2 separate regions of the Homo sapiens genome follow, and region 2 is linked to region 1. A link is a contact called in ENCODE Hi-C or POLR2A ChIA-PET data. All regions are on one chromosome and are shown on one strand. The core of a region is the stretch at or near the end of the contact, and the rest is flanking DNA. Distances in the headings are between cores, read along the strand shown.

Region 1 (4,492 bases), core at 831-3,330:
CCTTCTTTACTGTCAAGAGGGGTAAGGATTAAAGTTCCGGTTTAAATTAAAGTTGAAATGCTTTACTTGGTTTGAGTATTATTATGAAAGGACCCTGACCGTTTCTGCATGTCTTAAACTGATGAAAGTAGCTAAGTAGACTTTTAAGTTGTGACAAGACAACTTGATCCAAGAAAACATATTTCTTGTCAGAATATGCAATTTTTTTTTTTTTTTTGAGATGGAGTCTCACTCTGTCACTCAGGCTGGAGTGCAGTGGTGTGATCAAGGCTCACTGCAACCTCTGTCTCCCAGGTTCAAGCAATCCTCCTGTCTCAGCCTCCCCAGTAGCTGGGACTACAGGTGCACACCACTACACCCAGCTAATTTTTGTATTTTTAGTAGAGACAGGGTTTCACTATATTGGTCGGGCTGGTCTCGAACTCCTGACCTCAGGTGATCCACCTGCCTCGGCCTCCCAAAGTGCTGGGATTACAGGCGTGAGCCACTGCGCTCGGCCAGAATACTCAAATCTCAATGTTGTACATTTACTGTCAATCCTGTCAGTATCAGTATATTGTATACAGTATACAGTAATTGACAGTATACTGTCAATTATAAATTGAGTTTTTTAAATTATGATTTACAAATGAATTTGTCAAAATTAAATTAAACCCCCCCACACGCACACACACCTGGAATCCTTTACAGATAGGTGGTATATGAATACAAGGCACAGATTGTATGTGCATGGTGGCTTTGGCACAAACAGACTACTTCTTTTTTCAATGTTAAGTGTAAAGCAGTTCTTTCATCTCTGTTCAGTGCAGTGTTGAGTGTGACTAGGATTTGAAGAACCTAAAAAAAAAAAAAACTCACCTGCTTGCCATCTTCTTGTTTTTTTTTTGTTGTTTTTTGGTTTTTGCTGGTTTTGTTTGCTGCTTTTGTAAAACCAGTTTATCATATTCTCATTAGGAAATCAATTTTCATGAAATTAATTTTTTTTCCTGCTAACTATGGCTCAATCTTTTCGTTTCTCTCTGCTTCTATCTTAAGACCATTCCTCAAATTGACCATGAGAGGATTTACATCTGGGGCACTTGGTATATGCCAAATGGAGACAAAATCAGAATCAGCAGCCTGGCTGGGCCACAGGTCCAGCATCCCAAGCTATTAAAATATTCTTAGTGTTTCCAGGGAAGTGATAGATCCACTTTGGAAGCTGATAATATACCCCTCCCCTAGAAACATGCATATACACAAAGTGTTCTAAACAACTTCCAGGTGCTCATGACCTCCCCCACCTCCCAAGCTCATTGACCACTGCCTCGCCTTCACGAACTCCAGACCTGGTCTGAACATTTCTAAAGGACGCTCGGGAGTTAAAAGGAGCGAGGCCACTGCAGAAATGACAGCCTTCATCCACAAGTGGCCCACTTCGGGTTGGCTGGAGCCACAGCTGGGTGGGGACAGGGCCTGTGCTCAGGTGAGCACTGCCTACCGCGCACCCTCCAGGTGCGTCCTACCCTGAAGCGGTCGGACTGGACCGTCTAGGTCCCAGCGCTCGAGAGGATGGCAGGCAGGGGCTGGTGATTGTCTGGAGATATGAATGCTTTCTAAGGTTGACGTCAAGGTCTCCTTCCTGAGCCACAGTCCACGTGATAAGCTCTGTCCAGGTAGAAATGATCTCACCTCTCCTGTCGCCCAGGGTCGGAAACCTGAGGCCCGTGCGGGCTGGGGCAACTTAGCAGGGGTCCCAAGCCCGCCGCGCCCCCTGCGCCCCAAACGTGTGTGGAGGGCTTGGACGTGGTCCAGAGGGAAAAGATGGGGTGAACCAGGTGCCGCGCACCCTTCGAGGAGCCCCCGCTTCTCCGTTTCTGTGAGTGACTCCAAAGCACCTCCGAGGGCCGACACACGCGCGGACGACCTTGGGCGGGCACTGACCAATGTCCCCTTCCACTCGGTTGTGTCGGGGGTCCCCAGGTGAGGCGCGAACGCCGCCCCGCTCACCTGTACGAGGCCTTTCCCGGAGCAGCCCGGCTACGAAGCGACACCCATGGCGGAGAAGCTAAGGAAGACTCCCGCTCCCTCACACCGCGGCTGAGGCGACTGAACCGCCCCAGTACGCCGGGGCCCTCCCCAAGCCCTGCTCCCAAGCCGAAGCCCCGCCCCCGCGTCTAAGGCCCACCTCCAGGCCCCGCCCCTGACCCCGACTCCGTGAGTCAAGCCTGGCCTTTCAGTCCAGCCCAGCCCGTCGAGGCCCCGCCCCTGTTGTTATGGCCCGCCTCCAGGCACCGCCCTTGATCCCACCTTCATGAGTCAGGCCCCGCCTTCCAGCCTAGCCCGGCCAGCCGAGGCCCCGCCCCTGTAGGGACAGCCCACTTCCAGGCCCCGCCCTTGATCCCGCCTCCTTCGGTCAGGCCCCGTCTTCTAGTTCCGCCCCGCCCGCGGAAACCCCGCCCCCGCGCGCCTATGGCCCACCTCCAGGTCCCGCCCCTGAGCCCGCCTCCAGGCGTCCAGCCCCGCCTTCCAGCCCCGCCCCAAGCGCCGAGGCCCGGCTTCCAGGCTCCGCCCCGACCCGCGCGGTGGGGAAGAGCCGCTGCCGCTGGTTCTCCGGCTCTTCCTCGGCGGTTCTGGCTCCCGGCCGCGCCGCAGCCCTGCCCAGTCTCTCTCCCCCAGCCCGGAGGGCTCCTCCGCGCCGCACGTGAGCGCGCCCGCCAACAGGGCCACTGCCGCGGTAAGTCGTGCCTGCGCCCTGTCCGGCGTCCAGTCCTCAGCCGCTGGGCGAAGCCGGAGGAGCCGGGCATCTCCTCCCCGCCGGCCCGCGGGTCCTTCTCCGGGTCCAGAGGGCTTGGGCGGCGCCGTGGGGCGGCCCGGGGTGCAGGTGGCTTACCGGCGCGCGGCCCGGGCCTGCGGCGCGCTCTGCTGCAGTGCGGGGGCGGAGAGCTCGGGGCCGGAGACCGGGAGGGCAGCGGGGAGACTGGGTGGGGTCCCCTAGGGTTACCCGACCCTGGCGCGGAGGATATGATGCCGGCCACGCCCTCGCCGAGCGGGGCGGCAGGTGCAGGTCCAGGGGTGGGTCGCGGCCCGCGCGCCCTCCCGGGGCCGGCCCACGAAGAGACGCTCAGCCTTTGTTTGCTGGTGCCCTGGCTGGGGAGGAGGCTGGGGACGCAGACCTGTGAGAACTAAGGGCTTTCCTCGTTGGGGAAGACCCCAGTCTTCCAGCCAGTCCCCAGGAGAAGGGATCCGGGCCGCAGTGCGCGCTCTGCCAGCCTGGCCCCTGCGCCCTGCAGGGTTCCCGGCTGCTCGCGGGGACTGTTACCCGCAGTGTTGCCTTACACTCGCGACTGCAGCCCCACAATTGGGAAGACTTTGCTAGGATTTTTTTGGTAAGGCGAGGGAAGACCGTCCCCCCGGCCCCACAAGTCTGCTGCCATTAGGTGGCTTAAATTTTTTCCAGTACAATTTAATTGCCACTTTGAAAGACCACATTCAAAACAGTGTGTCCCAGAGTTGATTAAGCCCATTGGTGATGAGTGTTTCTGTGCTGTGGACTAAGGATCATTATCAATTTTATTACTAATAGTACATATCTGTTATCTGTTGCTAAATGTTTTTGCTTATGTGGTAGGGTCACTGTCCTCATTTTCATCGAACTGAGAAATGTTCCTTCATATAGACATATTTACAGTGAACTTTTTTGGGATCTGGCAGTTGGTTTTTCTCTTGAACTTGTTTTTTTCTTTTTCTAAATTATTATTATTATTATTATTTTGAGACGAAGGTCTCATTATGTTGCCCAGTCTGGTCTCAAACTCCTGGGCTCAAGCAATCCTTCCACCTCGGCCTCTTAAAGTGCTGGGATTACAGGTATGAGCCACAGTGCCCAACCCTGAATTTGATTTTCTATGAAATTAAAAATGGGTAAAGAGAGAGATTTCTTGCTGACATTTTCGATTTTAAGGTATCTGAGCAGATACACTTCTTGTGTGATTACTTCTTTCTGTGTCTAGTTATTTATAGCCTGTATAACTGTCGGTTTTACTGAACTCTTCAATCTCTCACAGGAGACATATCCAGGATAGATTGCAAGATCATTGGCAAAAGAGCTATTTGAGAACTGAACCAATAATTTTATCAGTAGCATAATGTAGTGGAGACCTGTACTATCTCACTGACCTGAGCTCGAATCTGGTTCTGCTAGCTGCTGGGTGTGTGACCTGGGCAATTTTCCGAATGGCCTGACTTCTAATATCCTCATCTTGGGCCTAATACCCATCTCACAGGACTCGTGTATTGCAGTAAAGAAATGCATGCAGCCGGGCGTGGTGGCTCACACCTGTAATCCCAGCACTTTGGGAAGTCGAGGGGGTGGATCACAAGGTCAGGAGATCAAGACCATCCTGGCCAACATGATGAAACTGTGTCTCTACTAAAAATACAAAAATTAGTTGGGCGTGGTGGCATGCGCCTGTAGTCCCAGCTACTCGGGAGTCTGAGGCAGGAGAATCAC
Region 2 (4,492 bases), core at 656-3,155, 6.8 Mb after region 1:
CTGCCTCAGCCTCCCAAGTAGCTGGGACTACAGGTGTATGCCACCACGCCTGCTTAATTTTTTGGTATTTTTAGTAGAGATGGGGTTTCACCATATTGGCCATGCTGGTCTCAACTCCTGACCTCAAGTAATCTGCCCGCCTTGGCCTCCCCAAAGTGCTGGGATTACTGGCGTGAGCCACTGCGCCCGACCCCTTTTAGGCAATGTAGGGTATCTTCCAAACGTTGCCATGGCATTTGAAAACTGTCATGGCGCTGGCGAGAGTGTGTTTTACCAAGCTCATATATTATAATTAGTGTATAATCAGCAGTGAGGAAGGCCACAGGTCACTTTCCCCGCCATCTTGGTTTTGGTGGGATTTGGCCGGCTTCTTTACTGCATCCTGTTTTATCAGCAGGATCCTTGTGACCTGTGTCTTGTTCCGACCTCCTATCTCATCCGATTACTAAGAACGCCTTAACTCCTGGGGGGTGCGGCCCAGCAGGTCTCAGCTTCAGTTTACCCAGCCCATGTGGAGTCTCTCTGTTCCAACACCTATTGACACTTGCATCTGGATCTTGCACTAGGCTCTGCAGATTATGCTCAGTCTTGAATACTGAGCTTTTTTTGTCCCCTTGAACTTCCCTCCTTGGGCAAGTATCTCAGGGCCTCCCTCTTGCCCACCCTGCTGCTTCCCATCTTTCTGAAAGAGGCGGCTCTGCAGCTGCACAGCACTTGGCCAAGACCTCCTGGCGGTGTGGAGCTCTGAAGACACAGGAGGGATGTCCTCCGAGCTGTTCATGCCTAGACCTACCCCCAGGCTCCCTCTAGCAATCAGCTCCAGTCCTGGGCCTGTCTGCCTTCCGGGAGGAGTGGGGGCCCACAGAGCTGCCCTTCCCGCGCTGTGTATGGACTCAAGGCACTGATGGCCTTCGGTGGGCCACTGCATAAATGGATGTTTCTGCAGTATTGAAGGCCAGTCAGGCAAACCGTGTGCTTTCCTACGCAGTGGGGAATGTGTCGCCCTTTCCTTACATCTTGGAGACCAAAGCCACCATCTGCACTTGTGGGTACATTGTGGCAGTGGTCGGTTAGGGTGGTCTTTCAAAGCAGTTTGAAATGCAGACACTTGTGGGCGTCCCCTAAGGCAGGTGCCCTTTACCTGGAGGCCGCATTGGTCACCTAGACCCGCAAGGCTCACCTGGGCCGGAAGGTGTGGTCAAGCGAGGCCAAGTAGCCCAGAGGCCACCCCTAAGCACCTGTGGACATCATGAGTCCTTGCTGGGGTCCTCACAGAGGGAAGACAGCCCCCAGGGTAAAGCCTCAGGTGCTAAGCACTCGCGCTGCCGCAGGGGGGGAGGCACGTGAGCATCCACTGTGCCGCCCAGGACGGGCCCACCCGGGCTCCAGAGCCTGGGGAGGAAGGCTGCGAGGCTCCCACGGGCTTACATTCAAACCGGGCACACACAGAACGGAGGCCTTCGGCTACGGGACGCCCGGCGGTGGGGTTACGGATGGTACAGCCCTCCCTCCCCGCCTGCTCGAGGCAAATGGTTTCGCCCGGCTACACACACCTCTCCTGGGCGGCAACCGAGGGCGCGGAGGGGGCAAGACGTGCGCTGAGGCCACGCCCCTACTGCATAGTCATAAGGCGGGAGGCTCTGCCTTCGGGGCGGGGCAGACAGCTCCTCGCGCTCGGGCGCGGCCGGTTGGGGGCACGGCCTAGCTCCGGGTGCGGGCGGGGCTGGAGGCGGGGCCGGCCACCGCCCGGTTCCCGCCCTCGCTCTCCTCCCCCAGCGATCAGGCCCCGCCCCGCGCCCGCCGCCGCGCAGGGAGGGGCGGGGCCCGTCTCCGGCAGGCCCCGCCCCCTCTCTGAATATTGATGCGGCGCGCGTCGGCGTCGCCCTCCTCCCATTGAGCGAGGCTGTGTCGCGTGGCCCAGCGTCGGCGTGACGGTTGGACGCGGGCGCGGCACTGCGGGTCCCGATTGCTGCAGCCGCTTGTCAGTGTGATGAAGATTGGCACCCAGGTAAGCTGTCACTCAACCGCTCCGCCGCCGCCGCCGCCGCTCTCGCCGCCGCCGTCCCTATCAATCACACCGGCCCGCGGCCGCCGCCCGCCGCCGCCGCTGCCGCCCGGGTCTGGAGGGCCGGCGCTGCCCTCGAGGGCCCGCATTTGACCCGCCGCCCGGGGCAGGGGGCGGGGAGGGGGCGCGGGTGGGGGAGGGGAGCGGGCACCCGCGGGGGAGGGGGCGCCTTCAGCCCAACCGGCGCGGGGGCGCGCCCAGTTGGTTTCTTAGTGTGGGTTGAGGGACGCGGAAATTTCTGGAAGGCGCCGCCGCCGCCGCGCTGGGCCTGATCGAAGCGCGCGCTCCTAACCGTCCCTTTCGGAGTGCGGCGCGCGCCCCGGCGCGGGGCGGGGGCGCGCGGAGCCCGGCGCGGGCGGGGCGGCGGGCGTGAGGGTCGGGGGCGCGCGGCGGGGCGGGGCCGGGGCGGGCGGCGCGCGTGGGGCCGGTCGGGTCCGCGGCCTCGCGGAGTCCTCAGGGCCGGCGGGGCTGCTCGGAGGGTGCGGGGCGCGCGGCGGCGCAGGCGGGAAGATGGCGGCCGCGACCCCGGCCCCGGCCTCGGCCGTGGCGAGCGGGTGGGTCGGGGTCCTGGGGGCGGTGGGCGTGATGGGGCTCGTGGCCCTCAGCCGGGCGCCGGCGCGGGAGCAGCCCAGGGCCGCTCGCTGACGGCAGTGTTTGGGGCCGGGTGCTGGGGAAGCGGTTCCGGCGTCCCGGGAATTGGTGGGAAGAGCCGCTTCTGTCACACGGGTCGTGGTAATGGATGACAGGAAGTGCCGGGCAGGGTCTGGGCGCCCTGTGGGTTTGCACCTTCCTTGTGAGGGAAATCGTGTCACTTAACGAAAAATGAAGAAACGCGGAGTCTGCTTTATGTCATCCTCGTGGCTCTCGAAATGCCTTATTTGGACAGTGGCTCTGCGACGGGACCAGTTAGGGCCTCCGTTCCGATGGCGGATTCCTGACGGGAGGCCCGAGGGTCCGGGAATGGCGGCGTCCTGAGGTCGGGCCCAGGGCAGGCCAGGCTGAGCGCCACGGCGGGGCCGCAGCCCTGGGGGGTGTTCCACCTGTGTGTGGGGTTCTCTTCCAACTCTACGAGAGTTTGCTTTTTAAAACAGTAGATGATTTTTCCTTAGGAAGTGGTTCCTCTTCAGGATGAAAGAAACCCCCAGCTTTAGTTAGGTCTACTTTCATGATTTTTCCTGGCATACTGAAAAATAGGCTTTCTCTAAACATAAGGAAGAATCGAGGTGAAATGTGAACCTCTGCCAGTATAGTTATTGGTGATGCTCTTGCATTTAGTCATAATTTGGAAGATGGCAGGCTGACCCCAATGAGCCTTTCATCACTCTGCTTAATTTACTTAGAGTGATTTGTGAATCCTGTCCTTGTACACAGGCGTACCTCAGATAATTCGAGTTCTAATCCAGACCACCGCAGTAAAATAAGTATTGCAGTAAAGCAAGTGACGCAACAGTTTTAGGTTTTTCAGTGCATATGAAAGTTGTAATTACAGTATACTACTTAAAGTGTGCAATAGCAAGCATTATATCTATAAAAATGTGCTTACGTTAATTAAAAAATATTTTAGTGCTAAAAATACTAATGATCATCTGAGCCTTTAGTGAGTCCTGCTTGTTTTATACTTTGACAATCTGGCCTCAGTGTGGATGGCTGCTGACTGATCAGGGTGGTGGTGGCTGTGTCAGTTACTTAAAATAAGACAACAGTGAAATTTACTGCATTGATGGACTCCTCCTTTCATGAAAGACTTCTTTGTAGCATGTGATGCTGTTTTGATAGCATTTTAACCACAGTGAAAATTCTTTCAAAGTTGGAGGCTATTCTCAAACTCTGCCACTGCTATCCACTAAGTTGATGTGATATTCCAAATGTTTTGTTGTCATTTCCACAATGTGCACAGCGTCTTCACTAGGAATAAATTCCATTTCAAGAAACCACTTTCTTTGCTCATCCGTAAGAAGCAACTGTTCATTATTTCCACCACATCTGCAGTTCCTTCCTCCACTGAAGTCTTGAACTCCTCCAAGTCATCATAAGGGTTAGAATCAACTTCTTCCAAACTCCTGTTAATGTTATTTGACTTCCTTCCATGAATCATGAATGGCATCTAGAATGGCAGATTCTTTCCAGAAGGTTTTCAGTTTACTTTGCCCAGATTCATGCGAGGAATCACTACCACAGCTATAGCCTTACAAAATGTATTTCTTAAATAATTAAGACTTGAAAGTCAAGATTACTCCTTGGATCCATAGCTGCAGAATGGATGTGGTGTTAGCAGACATGAAGACAGCATTCATCTCCTTGTGTACATCTCCATCAGAGCCCTTGGGTGACTAGGTACATTGTCAGTGAACGGTAATATTTTGAAAGAAATCTTTTTCTGAGCAGTGGATCTCAACAGTGGGTTTAAAATATTCAGTAATGTGTTAT

The links. Hi-C counts contacts between places; a loop is a spot of excess contacts on that map. ChIA-PET counts read pairs that join two places held with the same protein, here RNA polymerase II (POLR2A). Pooled maps may share reads with other maps.
Region 2: a pooled map shows a loop between it and region 1 (35-fold over the local background). The contact joins the promoter of PKNOX1 here to the promoter of CBR3-AS1 in region 1. A Hi-C loop is called at or near these places in 1 of 37 single-sample maps with no recorded cell type and 4 of 50 pooled maps. POLR2A ChIA-PET finds 5 or more read pairs at or near these places in 1 of 52 experiments (MCF 10A).

The regions. Positions count from the first base shown.
Region 1 is chr21:36,154,228-36,158,719 of GRCh38, forward strand. CBR3-AS1 (CBR3 antisense RNA 1) reads right to left here and starts at 2,081. Exons shown (of 3, transcript NR_038893.1): 1 at 1,990-2,081. DOP1B (DOP1 leucine zipper like protein B) reads left to right here and starts at 2,597. Exons shown (of 37, transcript NM_001320714.2): 1 at 2,597-2,716. RefSeq lists enhancers at 1,123-1,790, 1,791-2,457, 1,842-1,891, 1,972-2,031 and silencers at 2,212-2,761, 2,792-3,091.
Region 2 is chr21:42,972,657-42,977,148 of GRCh38, forward strand. It overlaps PKNOX1 (PBX/knotted 1 homeobox 1), which reads left to right and starts at 1,906. Exons shown (of 11, transcript NM_004571.5): 1 at 1,906-2,008. RefSeq lists silencers at 1,094-1,253, 1,564-1,953, 2,084-2,403, 2,544-2,743 and an enhancer at 2,705-3,431.